Regions from separate parts of the Homo sapiens genome. Here region 1 is linked to region 2. Evidence: chromatin loops called from intact Hi-C (ENCODE). Cell type or tissue: sigmoid colon. All regions are shown on one strand.

What was found. Peaks named below come from ENCODE experiments on the same cell type or tissue, not always from the same donor. Only the 100,000 strongest peaks of a DNase experiment are listed, where the experiment ranks them.
Region 1: a loop joins it to region 2, with 2.1 times the contacts of the local background. A loop is called at or near these places in 2 of 110 quality-filtered maps.

Annotation. Positions count from the first base shown.
Region 1 is chr5:156,390,924-156,398,923 of GRCh38, forward strand. All of the region lies in intron 3 of SGCD (sarcoglycan delta), which reads left to right. Among named protein-coding and RNA genes, the nearest start is that of SGCD, 68 kb to the left of the region's middle. In sigmoid colon, no CTCF peak of the experiment used is centred here; no DNase peak of the experiment used is centred here; H3K27ac peaks cover 886 bases.
Region 2 is chr5:156,592,455-156,600,454 of GRCh38, forward strand. SGCD (sarcoglycan delta) reads left to right here. Exons shown (of 9, transcript NM_000337.6): 6 at 2,478-2,597. Among named protein-coding and RNA genes, the nearest start is that of PPP1R2B, 250 kb to the right of the region's middle. In sigmoid colon, a CTCF peak has its summit at 3,106; a DNase peak (open chromatin) is centred at 3,227.

The sequences.
Region 1 (8,000 bases), 200 kb before region 2:
ATATATTATTGAGGATAAAATTTTAAAATAAATTTAGTGTAGCCTAAGTGTACCGTTTTTATAAAGTCTACAGTAGTGTTCAGCAATATCCTAGGCTCTCACATTCACTCACCACTCACTCGCTGACTTACCCAGGGAGAGAAACTTCCAGTCCCGCAAGCTCCATTCAAGAAAGTGCCCTATACAGGTGAAACTTTGTATTTTAAATCTTTTGTACCATATTTTTACTGTATGTTTTCTGTTTAGATACACAAAAACTTCCCATTGCATCACAGTTGCCTACTGTATTAAGTACAGTAACGTGCTATACACATTTATAGCCTATGAGCAATAAGCTATATCATACAGCCTGGGTGTGTAGCACGCTCTACTATCTAGGTTTGTGTAAGTACACGCTATGTTAGCACAACGATGAAATTGCCTAATGATGCATTCCTCAGAACACGTGCCTATTGTGAAATGACGCATGGCTGTATATACAGTCAGCCCTCTGTATCTGTGGGTTTCCCGTCTGTGTATTCAATCAACCACAGATAGAAAGTATTTAAAACAAAAAAGAAAAGAAAAAGGATAGTTGCATCTGTACTGAACACATACAGACTTTTTACTTGTCATTATTCCCTAAACAATACAGTGTAATAACTGTTTACAAAGCATTTGCATTGTATTAGGCATTAAAAATAATCTAGATATGATTTAAAGTGTATAAGAAAATGTGTGTATATTATATACAAGGACTACACCATTTTATAAGACACTTGAGCATCTGTGGATTTTGGTATCTGCAGGGGGTCCTGAAACCAATCTGCTGCAGATACTAAGGGATGACTCTCTATATACATGTATGTGTTTGCTAGTACTATCATATTTTGAAATTTTGCAGGGCAAAAAATATCATCCAAGTCTAATATTTTCTTTTTTGTTGAAATGTTCTTAAATTTTGGACGAGAATAAACTAATGCCTTGGGAAATGTTGCTGTGATTTCATGAGAAGTTGTTGTGCCACGTTTTAATTCATAGTTAATGTCTAGAGCTTTGTATAAACCATTTGAAAAGGTGTTGCAACATGTCCCTGTTAGCAACTTTAGTTCTTTTAGCACTACGTATATTGAATGTATTAGGAGTTTCTCAAATGCAAGAAATACTAGGTCACACTGATAAAATACTTACCTTTGTATGGCTCCTGTTTCAGACTCTAAGACATTTGCTATCTTGCAGCATTACATTATCATCTCAGTATAACAGTGATAGATAGCAACAAGACACTCATATCTACCCCATCCATACATTCAACAAGCATTTTTTGAGGTCCAGACATCAGAAATAAAGTGGTGAAGAATGGACGGGGTCTTCAACCTCTTAGAGCCTACAGTCTGGTGGGACAAGAAGACACTGAATACATGTGGCAAAAGGAAACTGTGTAGTAGTGAAATGGGGAAAGTTCCCTTGCCCCCTCTTAGGACGTTCCATGAGGGTGTGGCTTGCTTCTTCAGTGTGCACTATTCAAACTTCTAAGGGGAGCATACAGATAGGCAGGTTGTAGGGCTCTGACTCCATGGCAGTGTCTAGGGGTGAATGTTTACAGCTGAAGGCCCGGGGGGCATGTGTTACAGGGTGCTCTTTTAGTTTAACCATCATAGGCAGCTTGTGTTAGCTCAATTAGACCTCTGACTTATTGCAAGGACAGAGGCTTTCTGTATCCCAGGGTTCTTGCCTTGGTGTCCCGGAAGAATTGGATCATGTGTCGGCTTGGAGAATGAGTTCAAGGTTTTATTCAGTGGGAGTAGCTCTCAGCAGGTAGGGTAGCCAGAAGGCAGATAGTTTTCCCTTGGAGTCGGGCCCCTTGGTGGCCTGTGCTCTCCTCTGACTGCCCCAGCCAAACTTTGGGTCATTCTGCTGGTCGGTGGCCTGCCAGCATGCTGGTGCCTGTCAGTGCATTCCTCTCGACATCCAGCCACCCATGTGCTCCTCCCAACATCCAGCCACCTGTGTGTCTGCCTGCTTGCTTGGGTCTCGGGTTTTTATAGGCACAGGATGGGGGCGTGGCGGGGAAATTCAACATTTGGGCAGAAAAACAAAAATGCCTATCCTCACCTAGGTCTGTGGGCACAGGCCCAGGGTTGGAGCCCTAGCCAGGGATCATGCCCTCCTCTACCCAGCACTTCCCTGCCCCGCTTCCATATCATTTAAAGGGACCACGCCCTTCTCTTCTCAGCATTTCGCTTCTCTATCAGTAGGGAAACCAAGAGACAGGGACAGGACGGACATGCTTGAATAAATGAAATGTAATTAAGCAGTTCCTTTACTATGTGGTGATCTAAGACCTCAAATGTTAGGGGTATTTATTTTCACAAGAATCCTATAGACTACATTCATACAAGCTTCACGCTGTTTGTGGTACAGTGAAGCCAGCTCACACTGGCTCATGAGAGCCAATTGTTAAATGTTCAAGAATTTTACCAATAAGTCAGTTGTTAAACAGCTATTATTAAAATTAAATCATTTATAAACATACAGTTAAATAAATTAAAAGATAATAAATACTCAAAACTCATTTCTTCCTACATTTATGGCTGTTGATGCTCTTGCTGTGATTTAGTTTATTGTATCTGTGTAGCGGTGGACGCACCACATGATAGCGTGCTCCTGTGCATCTCTTCTCTGCTCCATGTAGAGTGAAGTCATGTTAATAGGTTGAAATTGGCCATAGTGAGAGTATTTACACCACAGAAATTGGCAAGCACTACAAATTAAGATCATCCATCTCCCAGAGCCATTGGTACATAGTTACTAACAAAGTGCTGTCTTACTGCAATGTTTGACATCTAGAGCATCCATCTGCTTCTGAGATTTAACTGGCTATTCAGATGTTGTGGAATGAGCTGAGAGGAGCCAGAACCAGGAGCCAGGTGACTCAGATTCCAGTACCCACTTTGCTGCTGGTGAGTTTTGTACTGTGGGTATGCCACTTAACAAATGTTGGTCGTTGACACTCACAAGAGATGGGTAAGACCTGATTCTTTCCCTGAAAAAGGCCACATTCTAAGCAGTAAAAGACAAAGATGCATCTAACTAATTACATCAATTGTGATTTAATGGTGCTTTGGGAGTCAGACAAGTAAGTCTCATATTGGACACTTGGGAGGAATTCATGAGAATACAATATGTGGAGTAGGAACTGAGCAGAATGTATTGGCACACAGTAGGTGGAGGATAACCTTGGCAAGTTATGATTTAGTCATGTCTGGATCAAGGATGGGAAGCTTTGTTTGGGGGGTGGTGGGAAGTGGCAGTAGTGGATGACGTAAGTTTATAAATTAAGATCAGATTGTGATAAGCAGTTGTGTAATACCAATGGAGTTTATAAACTATTTTTTACACATTGAGTAATGATCTCTTCAGTACTTTGAACATAATAGCTCCAATAACTGAAGAAGGGGTAAATTAAAAGGATTAATATATCAGAAAATAGCTGGAAAACCAATTTGGGAATTAACATGATGGAGAAGAGACAATACGAGAGATTGTAAGAGGTAACCTGTACTAAACAGTTGATAGTGACCATTACTTATCCACAAAAAGGACAATTATTACATCTATGATCAGGGCCATAATTTAGCTACTTAAGTTCCTAGACATTTTCACTTTTGGGGGCTCCTTCCTCCACAAAAATATGTGTAAGAATTATATTTTGCAATTGTGTTGGTATAAAAACTAATATGTTAATGTGATATAAAGTATTTTCTTTGACGTAAGTGTCTGCTTTTTTCCTTCCGATTTTAAAAGAAATTAAAACGTTTGTGTTTTAATTTCATTCCTCTAAAAATATTGTGGCCCTTGGCTTTGTGCCTGCTGTGCTTTTATGGATGCGCCAATTCTGTCTCTGACTCATTCAAAAAGTTGATAGCAAAAGAGGGAACATGTTGGGTAAGTTATTGGAAGAAGAGGAAACACTGTGTAAACATATAGTCTTTTGAGAATTCATATTGGCTAGAACAGGCTTACATAATCATATTGCACTGGTTACTTCCTTTGCTATTGGCTTTATCCGTGTATTGAAAAATCACAGTACTGGCTGTATCTGTCCTTAATTTACTGAATGACAGGATGTGTGTGATTATGCAGGGTATGTGCAAGGTAAGTGTGTGTGCATTGTGGAAATGAGTGAATGCTAAACAAATGGGAGAAGCAAGGGCTATTTATTCTGAGCTTGCTGTCGTAAGAGAGTCAAGCCATCACTTTCATTTTGGCAGAGACTCAAAGGCAGGCAGAGGGCTTTATAATGGACAAAAGGGAAGACTTTAGGAATGCCTTGCTTGCAGGCTGTGCCATGGAGAAGCTGGATGCAGCTAACTAGGACTAGGGCATCCTATGTGATTGGTTAGGATGTATATTTGGCTTTCTCTGGTTGGTCCTAAGTTGGAAGCTGAGACAAAATTAGGGAAGCTGTCAGTTATTTAATGACGTCCTGGCCATTTTAGGCCAGATTGTTAGAGTTATTGTTTAGCTTCCTGGATTGTCAGTAGAGACAGTAGTCTGGCTTCCTGCAAGTCTGACTTTTAGCTGGCTGGCTCCATGAGTTGTTTATTGTAGATGGGGGAATGGTTTTCTGGGAAGGTTGCTGCATTTTGTGGGACTCAGTTCTGTTTTATATACGGTCTGGCCATCATCCATTTGTATATTCAGTCTTTCAACATGTACCAAGCTCTGTGCTAAACTGTACATCTAATCCTCTTCATGATCCTGTGAAGAAGGTACTCCAACATTTGCAGAGAGGAAAAGGATCATTAGCGAGGTTACATGATTTGTTAGGAAGGGGTAGAGCCTGGTTTCAGACACATATATATCTGTCTGTAGCCTGTGGGCTTTACGACCCTGCCCTACAGGGATACAGCTTCCTTCGTTGCAAAATGAGGAGATAAACTAAGTTAATCTCTAGAGTTCCTTCTAGGTCAAATTTGCTAATTCAAAACTTGACACAAGGAGTCATCCTACTTAGTTATGACTGTAGTTGGTCTACCAGAGCAACTATTTACTGCCAACACAATGATACTATGAGTTTAATTTTGACATATCCATAGGACCTTGAATATGTTCATGTTTCTTCACTTAGAATTTTGAAAACTCAGAAGAACTGAAGTCAAGCTACCTGGGTAACTGAACCCTTTTTATGAAGTAAGCCCCGGAGGAGTTGTGCTTCCACACTCTCCCCACCACTGCAATCCATTTTCCCCTGGAACGATTTAATTTCATGCACAGAGAGAGATTCGGCGTGGGCAAAGAGAATGCACTATCATGTCATTCAGTCATGTCTGCGATTTCTCAGCTTCTCTCCAGTGCTGTAGAAATGATTAATTCCTTGGGAAGGAAGCCAAGAAAATCATGAAAATAGCAAAAATATTTCGACTGCAATTGTGGAGCACATAAACTTGTCAGTGGAGTGATGAGAAAACTGCTGGGTTGCCTCTCATTAGCAGCAAAATATTTTATTTATATATGTAGTTTTTGTGTGTTTTTATTGTTGCAGGGTGGAGGGTATCAGGAGGGTTTGGGGCTTAGGTAAGCGGGGTTTTGGAGAGAAAATATTTCATGCCCTTGTTGGACTTCTCAACCGAGGGATGCTGAGCTTTCTGCCAACAGTATTGATTGGTTAATATGTTTTGAGTGTTCCGCGGTGTGGAGCATGGTAGGGTAGTTTACAACGTGTGACTTATTGACCTCTGGACAGTATTGTTGAAGCTGTTTCAAGAGGCAGGCATGTGTGGGAGACAGAAAAAAGAGTGTGTTCTCACAATAATAATGATAGCTTACACTGCCTGACATCTTAGTATATGGCAGGCCTGCTAAATGCTGACCATGCACTGTTTCACTGAACCTTCACTGGAACTTAGAAGGACCTACTATTGTGATTCCTATTTCGAATAATTGAGGTGATGTAATTCACCCATACCTACAGGTAGTAAGAGATAAAGCTAGGGCTCAGTCCCAGTACTCTGACTCATAAGCCTAAGCACTAGCCATTAGGTCCTACTGCCTCTCAGAAACAAAGACGACTGGGGCATAAAAAGGGCTTTACAGATATTTTGGTCTGAGACTTTTAAGGTCTATTTCTAGGAGGTTAAAGGGTCACAAAGGAGCCCTGGAGGAAAGAGTATTGATCAGGTTCTCATCCCTGCATTAACCTGAGCAGGCTGGCATTTGGGTTATATATTCAGTATCTGGACTTTGTGTAAGATCTCCTTTGGAGAGCTCATTCCAATAAGGAGGAGGGAGAGAATGAAGTTTGAAAGAAAACTTTTTTTTTCTAGTTTATGTTCTTTATTTTAGGGCAGTCGGTCTGCAAACTTTTTCTATAAAGGATCAAAGAGTAAAAGTTTTATGCTTCAAGGTCTACAGATAATCTCAATTGCATATTCTTTTTTGTTTTGCTTTTTATAAACTTTTAAAAATGTAAAAACCATTCTTAGCTCACAAGCTATACAACAACAATCCCCAAATTGGATTTGACCCACAGGCTCTGGCTATACTTTTTCCTCTCCGTTCTAGAGGACAAATCCAATGTTCAGAGAAGGAAAGTGATTTGCCTGAGGTTACACAGCTGAGACCAGAACTCAAATTGTCCAGAAGAGCTTTACAGGCCCTGTTGACCACACTGGGCAGTTGGACGTTCACTGTGACCTGTGGCATGCCAGACACAGTGCTAACTGCTTGGAAGATTAACATGTGGGAAAAGCATCCCTGTCTCCCCGAGCAGCTTAGAGTCTATGGAGAGACAAGTCTTAAATGTACAAGTTAACCAGCCACGCGGAGCCCTCCTCAAAGCAGTACATAAGTCATTGCTAAACAAGTGACTGAAATTTTAAATGCCGAGTTCCAAGGAAGCAGGGTAAAATGATTTTTGACAGCTCCCAACCAAGAGCAGGCACAAATTTGATGGGTTTCTGGGCAAAAGGATCTGTTGTTCTCCATCTCTCTTGCCTATTGAAAAACGGGTTTGAATCTGTCCTGAGGCTGATAAAGAGGCAGGATTTATTAACATAGGGCCCTTTGCTTCTGGGTCAGCATCCAAACCTTTTTAACCCCTTTATACAAGTGTTCCAGGGAATTTGAAAGCTGTCCCTATGGGCTGGATACATCTCCCCTGAGGCGCTGCCTGAAGTTCCCTCATTGGTTATTCTTTCTGCTTAGGCATTGGCCTTTGGTTTAACATGCAGATGTGTCATCTGCGAGACCTGACAGTCTGAAGTGATAGAGTTGTGGGTATTATTCACATGCAAGTGTTAATCAGAGTAATATTATCATCCAGCTAAGCTCTAAGAGAAAGTGCAGTTAAGTTTTACTTGAAGGGAAAAAGCAGTGGAAAACCCGGAATGAAGAAATGAGTGGGCAGAAAGAGCCTCCCTCTAGGTTTGTTGAGGAATCTATTTAGAATCAGAAAGGCCTGTTGGGGGAATGTTCTGAACATCTGATGGACAATTGAATGAAATGATCTATTAGTTTTTACCCAGCTCTAGTATTTTATTACTAAGATTGTTGGGAGGGGAGCAGATGATAAAGGATCCTAGAAAACAAACTTCTTTCTTTATAGTTATGCATGGTAAAGCTGGCTATTCACCAAAATAATAGGTGCCTTCCTGCCATAATGTGGAGTTGTTGCTGGCAGGTGGTTACACACCCAGAGACTACATTTCCCAGCCTCTCTTGCATTCAGATGTGACCAAGTGCATAGTTCTCACTCATGTAATATAAATGGAAATAATACATACCACTTACATGCCTGGCCCATAAAATTGCCTTACCTGTACTTCCCCATGCTCTTTTTCTCTTCAAACTTAACTGGACAGAGGACTTCTAGGGTAACCTTGAACATCATATATTGAGGGTGGCAGAGCCCCCATTAGCTTGGATCCTATACCTCTTTGGGTATATTGTCTAATATGGTAGGCACTAGATGCATGTGGCTGTTTAATTAATATTAAACTCCAGTTCCTCAGTCATCC
Region 2 (8,000 bases):
AAATCCCTCATTGGACATCTCAGCTCTTTCAAGATTTCCTTCTGGCCCTTGTCTCCAGTTTTCTATTTCTCCTTCTCCTCACAGATCTTATTTCCTGGCTCTTCCAGATGTGCTGGCCCCAGCTCCCTTCTCCTTCCTAGACAAATAAATGCCCCTTTCCTTCTGTGGAATAATTCTCAGAGCTCCATTCCAGACTGAGACCTGCCATTGTCTCTAACCTTGCGAGAGCCCTCCGCCTTGCCCCCATTTGTTCTCCTCATCTGCAGCATCAAAGTGGTCAGATAAGATGACTTCCGGGTTCCATCATGCTTGGAAGTGCTGTCCTATCTCTGCTGTTTCAATCTCCTACTCATTAGGGAGCCTTTCCAATGTCCTTCTTTGTGTTGGAGGGCTGGTGTGGACACACTGGCAAGGGATGAGGTCTGCTTAATAGATGTGATTATGTGAGTAAGGAGAGTGCACTAATAAGTACTCATCATGCATTCTTTTCCACGTGTTGTCCCATTGCAGTAGAATGGCGACATCCACAAGAGTGGTGATGTCCACAGGAGTGGTTTCCTACACTCACAGCACTTTACCACCCATAGATTTCTTTTTATAAACACAATGTCATTTGATTCTTTCAAACTTTCTATAACATAGATAGATACAGTAGGCAGTGATAGTCCAATGTTATAGATGCAGAAACTGAGGTTCAGAAAGATCAAATGATTTGCCCCAAATCATGTTATCACAGAATAAGAATGAGTTGGGAAATAATTCATGTCTTCTGATTCCTAGTCCGACAGTCTTGACAAAGAGAAAAGCCACCCCAGATGCCCAGTGGCTGGTTGGCACTATCAGCCCAGCCTTAGCATTCTCCTGCTTCAATGTAATTTTTCAGAACACGCGCACCAGACAAGGCTGTTCAGTGGCCATGATGGATCAAGACAAAACAACACAAACACACAAACACAACTCTGGTCATGTGTGTACATAGCAAAACTATCAACATTGTCCAGACCACAAAAAAGACCAAACATCCCCCTATCCTGGCTAATAAGAGTGACTCTGTTTCTTTATTCACCACATTTTTTGCATTTCCCTGGTCTGTCTTTGTTCTAGATAAGATTTACTCCCATTTTCTGATAGTATTTAATCCAGGGTAGAGCCTTATTTCCTTAAACGTTCCCCAAAATAAGCTAATATAAGGTCACATTCTCTGATAAGTCCTTTCTCATGACTTCTTTCTGAGATGCCCTATGGTTTTCCTTATGGTGTGTGTTGTCCCTCACTGCAATGAGTAATAAACCCAATTTGTTCAACAACAGGTGTGTTCCTAGTGGTCTTTGGCTGGAAGGCACTGGGGACTCTCTCATTGCTATTTATTATTAAGTGACACTCTTTTGAAAAATACCAGAAAGAAAACAATTCCATGTCAGAATCTTCTGAACAATTTTGGAAAAAGTATAAGATTTCTAGACTCTACCCTCAAATTTTTTTCTGTAGGAACTTCTAGTTGAAAAGATGAATTTCTTTTGATCTGAGCTAGGTTCAGTGAGAATGATTATACTCCTGGATTATTCCTGTGTGTTTCTGTAGACCAGCTTTTGAGAACCCCATGAAATTTAGGTATTCAGGTAGATCCAGTAGATCCAGCTCAGATAGATTGGAATGCTTTCTTCTTTTAGAAATTCTAGCTCATCAACCTGGTTTACTTTTTCCATGGTACCTAAATCTTTCTGCAGTTTTCTGGTTTAATAATAAAATTTTAAATGTATATTGGTGTGTCTCCATCAGAATATAGATGCTATGGAATCGGGCTTGATTTCCTTGTGCAGTATTACAGCTCCACATTCAAGAACAGCATCTGTTGTCATCTGATAAACTATCTAAATTTAGTTTTCACTGAACAAAATCCTAATATAAAAGATTGAACAACTTCTAAGGCAATTAATTACAGTAACCATTTCTGCTATGAAATGATCTGTATACTAAGGAAATAAATTTCTCTTGGTGTCAAATGCAGCCAGTGGGTTAAGGGTACAAAGTTAAACACATTTCAGCTGAATTTTAAAAAGCTCTTTCTGATAATTAGGGAGGGCCAAAGATATGTGATTGTCTCGAGAAGTGTTGAGCCTCTGGTGCCTTGAGAAATGCAAGCAAAAATCCACAACTATTTGACAGCAATTTGGTGGTTAGCTGAGGGAAATCACAGTCAAGGATTAGTTTGGAGGAAGGGCTTGCTGGTCTTCAAAATTATAGCCCAAGAATATATTACTAAAAGTAATTGACAAGACCTGGCTAAAGTCATGAGACTGATTTTCATGGTCAGCTTTTGAAAACCAGTCCACTGAACATTGAAGTCTCATACAATCTTGTTAGATATGTGTGTTCTATGAAAAGCTTTTTGTAGTCAAAGCGATGAGACTAATGGTGTTTTCTCTCTCTCTCTCTCCTCTCTCCTCTCTATCTCTCTATCTCTCTATATCTCTCAGGTCCAAAAGCCGTAGAAGCTTATGGTAAAAAATTTGAGGTAAAAACTGTTTCTGGAAAATTGCTCTTCTCTGCAGACAATAATGAAGTGGTAGTAGGAGCTGAAAGATTACGAGTTTTAGGTAAGGAAACTTGAATCATTTAACTTGTTTGATGCTACTGTGTACATTTTAGAGGAGAAGCAAAATGGTGTTATGAACAGGATATGTCCTCCCAAAATTCATATATCGAAATCCTAACTCCCAAGATAATGGTATTAGGAGGTGGAGCCTTGAGGGGTAATTAAGTCATGAGGGTTGAGCCCTCATGAATGGGATTAGTGTCCTTCCAAGGGGATGAGAAGACCAGAGATCCCTCTCTGACATGAGAGGGTACAAGAAGTCAGCAGTCTGCAACCTGGAATAGGAGCCTCACCAGAACCTGACCAGGCTCGTATCTGATCTCAGACTTTAAGCCTCCAGAACTGTGAGAAATCAATTTCTGTTGTTTATAAGCCACCCAGGCTATGGTACTTTGTTACAGCAGCCTGAACTGACTAAGACAAATGGTGTCTAGAAGAGTGATTTAGGCCAGTTTCCTGGATTCTTTTAAAGCAAGGCAGTTGAACCTCCCTGAGTCTGGTCCCCTAGTGGAAATTTCTCAAGCTGTCAAGTCTTTTTGGCACATCTTTCAACACTGAGCTTTGTGTGAAAATGAGTGCTCATCCAAAGAAGTCTCATTTAGAACATCCTGTACTCACAGACTGGCAGGCGTGCTTGACGCATTCCAGACTTGCATACATGATGCAGTGATTCCTAAACCTGGTTGCAACTGAAGAATCATCTAGGAAACTTTGGAAGGGTTTAGGTTCATAGTTCCAACTCTGATTTACTGAATTAGAAGCTATGGTGAAAACACTGAGAATTCGTTATTAAAAATATTTGCAGAAATTTCTATGATCCCACTGTTGGAATTATTGAATTTGAGCACATAGCAAATGAATCTTTTATGGCTGTATGCTGAAATGATCTAGCATGGTGATTTAAGGATCCTAGAACTCCAGCTGACCGGGTTTTTAATTCCTGCTGTCACCCACTAGTTTTGTGACTTTGGGCAAGTTGCTGGCATCACTGAGCCAGTTTCCTTTTCTGCTCAATAAGGCTAAGAACATCTCCCATCTTGAGTTGTCCCTAAGGTTAAATGAGACTCTGTTACATCCACTTATCAGAGCCCCTAGCACAAAATAGTGCTCAGTCAACAGTAGGTGCTGCTGCTGCTGTTACTACTTATACTACTATTACTATTAATGCTAATTCTACTTTTCCTTCTTTAGCTCCCTGAGATTCACTGTAGCATAGTGATTAAAATCTCAGGCTCTAGAATTAGCCTGTTTTTAACCCAATTTCTATCCTTTGCTAGCTGTGTAACCTTAAGCAAAGTATCTAATCTCTCTGTGCCTGCTTGCTTACCTGTTTATAAAATTGGTATAATAGAAGTATCTATCTTCTGAGACTGCTAAAAAGATTGAATGAAATCATCTATGTAAAGTACTGAGTTGGCTAAAATACTAAGTGTCCAATAAGTGCTAGGTGTTATCATCTTAAATTATTAGTATTATTATAAGGTACGTTTACCTGAAATTATATTTATCTCTGCATTATTATTTGCACTTTGCATCTTCTTTATCTTCCATTACTCCTGTATTTTTTCTTGGTCTTTACCTCCTCCCACAGTCAGCTTGTCTGGTCTATTTCTCTCTTCCTCTCTCAGTACACATACATGTCTAATTTCCTTTCTGGATGACTCTTAGAGCTTCATCTCCAGTCTGGTATCTTCCTTGAATTCTGGATCTTCTTTATCTGGATATTCTGCCAGCCTCTCAAATTCAGTGGATCTTGAATGCCTATCATGGTCAAATGCACGCATATGTACATGTGTGCATATATATTCCATCACCTCACCCCCGACTCTCCCACTTGTATTTGCCCCTGACTTCCTTAACACTCTTACTGTCCCCATTATACTGTCCTGTCCCAGTCTCATCCTGGCCATCATGAGCTCAGCATAGTCAAAAGATGGAAGTGACCATCCTTATGGGGCTTAATGGAGGCAAAAATGCAGGGTGCAGAGATGATAAAGCCAGGTGCAGTCTAATCCCTGGTCAGTGGTTTATGTGTGGCATGATCTGAAACAACTCCCTTTTTCTTTCAGGGCCTTGCTTTTTTATATCTGTAAAATTAGAGTTACCTAGAGAAGATATTTTTATACAATGTTTTCCAGTGACCAAAGCTTTTAAAAATAAAATTTCATACATAGTCCCAATAAATAAAATAGATGAAAGACCAAGATTTCTCTGGGTTGTAGGCGAGTATATTAGTCTGTTCTCACCCTGCTAATAAAGACATACCCTAGACTGGGTAATTTATAAAGAAAAAGAGGTTTAATGGACTGACAGTTCCAAATGGCTGGAGAGGCCTCACAATCATGACAGAAAGCAAAGGAAGAACAAAGACACATTTTACATGGAGGCAGGCAAGAGAGCACATGCAGGAAAACTGCCCTTTATGCAACCATCAGATCTCATGAGACTTATTCACGATCATAAGAACAGCCTAGGAAAAAACCCACCCCTATGATTCAATTATCTCCAACTGGGTTCATGGGACTATGGTTGCTACAATTCAAGATCAGATTTGAGCGGAGACACAGCCAAACCATGTCGGTGAGGATTTGAAAGGGGAGACTTGAGACATTGGAGTCTTAGTATAGTTTGATTCTTTTCCCCCTCTGTGTCCTCTGGGGACTGCTTATAACTTATTTTTTAAAACCCCTTATGTGGATACTCTTTTTATAAAAGGTCTATTGATTACTTGCTATGATTTAGGTACTATGCTTGATATGCAGTATTATATTTACACCTCAGAAACACCTTGTGGGGTAGACACCATTTTTATCACCCCTGTTTTACAGTTGACACAATTGAGCTGAGCCATAGGGAAAGGTGAACCAAAGCATGGCTGACAGCTAGAATTCACAACCTGGCATGTTGGACATAGAGGGCTTTACCTTAAAGCCCTATACTTGCTGTGGCCTCTATCTGGTCTCATTTTCAGAAGGGGAACATTGCCCAAGATCAAGTGCCAGTAAGTGGAAGGGCCCATGTTCAAATCCCTGCCTATAGACTCCAGCCTCGGTGCACTTCACTACATGTAAATATGTTCCTAAGACTTTTCCTATTTTCACAATTTATGCTTTCCTCTTTTTGTAGAAATGGCATTTTCTATTTTAATTCTTGGCTGGTGTGGAGGGAAACCCAGAGACTTCGAGCTATCCTCATGTTTAAGAGCACTTTGGGCCAGGCGCAGTGGCTCACATCTGTAATCCCAGCACTTTGGGAGCCCAGTGCAGGTGGATCATGAGGTCAGGATTTCAAGACCAGCCTGACCAACATGGTGAAACCCCGTCTCTACTAAAAATATAAAAATTATCCAGGTGTGGTGGCACACAGCTGTAATCCCAGCTACTGGGGAGGCTGAGGCAGGAGAATTGCTTGAACCCAGGTGGTGGAGGTTGCAGAGAGCCAAGATCGTGCCACTGTACTCCAGCCTGGGCAATATAGTGAGACTCTGTCTCAAAAAACAAAAACAAAAACAAAAAACTTTGCTGTACCAGCTGTAAAACAAAAATGCCTAGGGGAAAAAGTGGTGTTATCTCACACCCAGATCATTCTATGCAAGTGAATTTGGCACTTCCTGTTAATTCCTTGGTGCATCATGAGTCACTTCACCACTTTAAAATCTGACTTTGCAATGGCATAGGATAATTTTAAACGTCCAGACACTTTGGCTTAATCTTAACATCCAAAACTCTGTGATGGTATCACTTCAGAACTTAACCTCTACCCTACCCCACCCCCACATTCACTTAGACTGAAGACTGGGAAATGATTATAGGTTTTGGTCACTTCAAAGCAGGTGGGTATTTTCGTTGTTGTTTGCAGCTATGTTTGTGATATTTCATTTAGAGCATAATGTAGGATAAAATCTGTCTCTCTTCATCATTAGGAACATTTGCTTTTTTATGTGAAATGTAGAAAGGAAGCATCAAAATAAATATCACTGCTGCTGTCAATGCTAAAAAGACTTGGAAATGACCACCCCACAAATCTTGCATCAACCTACTCAGTGAAATGAGCCCAGTGGGTTGCAGAAATGAGCTTCTTATCAGCTGGGATTCAGCCATATGGTGTGGAATGACAAGTCTAGGCAGTTTCATTTTCAGCATAATGAGAAGTTTGTCTTTTTGAGTCGTCAGACTGTATAAACTCTTGGGAGGTTTGAATCTGGTTGCACATTTCATGGTAGCATCTAACATAGCTGGGTTTTATCCTTATCAGGACCACTTAGGACCTGAGTGACCGTATTCAAGTATGTTTTCTCTCTAAGCTTTAGTTTCCATTTGTATAGAAAAAGAAAAAAAAATGGAAGGAAGAATGAATGACTATAATAAGAAATATAAGTAAATGCTATGTAAAAAGTCAATTATTTAAGTTGATAGCAAGTTGAGTAGAAATAAGCAGTAGAGACCTAAAAACATAATGTCTCTTACATGTAGTAGCTTTACTTGTGGATTCAGAACAATTTTAAAAATTTTTCTCTGGATAACCACACCCACCTATTCAGTTTTTAGGACAATGACAACCTTGAGCACATTCAAGGGATCTTGAATAGTATGGTAAAAAGACTAGAAGCTCAATTATTTGGAAACTTTTATTCTGGAAAAGATATAGGAGGAATAAATGTAGGTAGGCTGTAGTCACTGAGCTCTCATACATGCATGACTTTCCTGGGGAAAGCAGAGCAACCAAGAGCCATGCAGTTGAGTAATTAAAAACACAGGTTTTGTAGCTAACTATATATCCTGGTTTCTGTTGTAAGCTAGTGCTTTGGGTATGTTGCTTCATCGTTCTAGGGATCCTCTTATAACTCTGTGACATAGGGTAATAATGTTGGGTGCTCTGTGCTGTTGGGAGTACTGAACTACACAGTGTGTGTAGAGTTAATAGTACAGTGTGTGGAACACAGTAAGCATTCAGTACATGCTAACTGGTGTTGGTGATGGATTTTTTTTTCAATTGACACATTACAGGCAAACATACAATTTGATTTTTTGATACATCTCCATCATATAATGATGAAACTAAGGTAGTTAGCATATTCAACACCTTGTGCGTTTATCATTTCTTTTTGATGACAACATTCAAAAACCAGTCTTGTAGCTATTTTATAACATACAGTAACTTACTGTTAACTGTAGTCACCCTCCTGCACAATAGAACACCAGAACTTATTTCTCCTATCTAAATGCAACTTTTATCCATTAACCAAACTCCCCAACCTTCTCTCCTCCATCCCCTCCCAATTTATGGTAACCACCTTTCTATTCTCAACTTCTATTTAATATGAAATCAACTTTTTTAAAATTCCACATATGAATGAGATCCTGTGGTATTTTTCTTTGTATGTCTGGTTATTTTACTTAGCAAA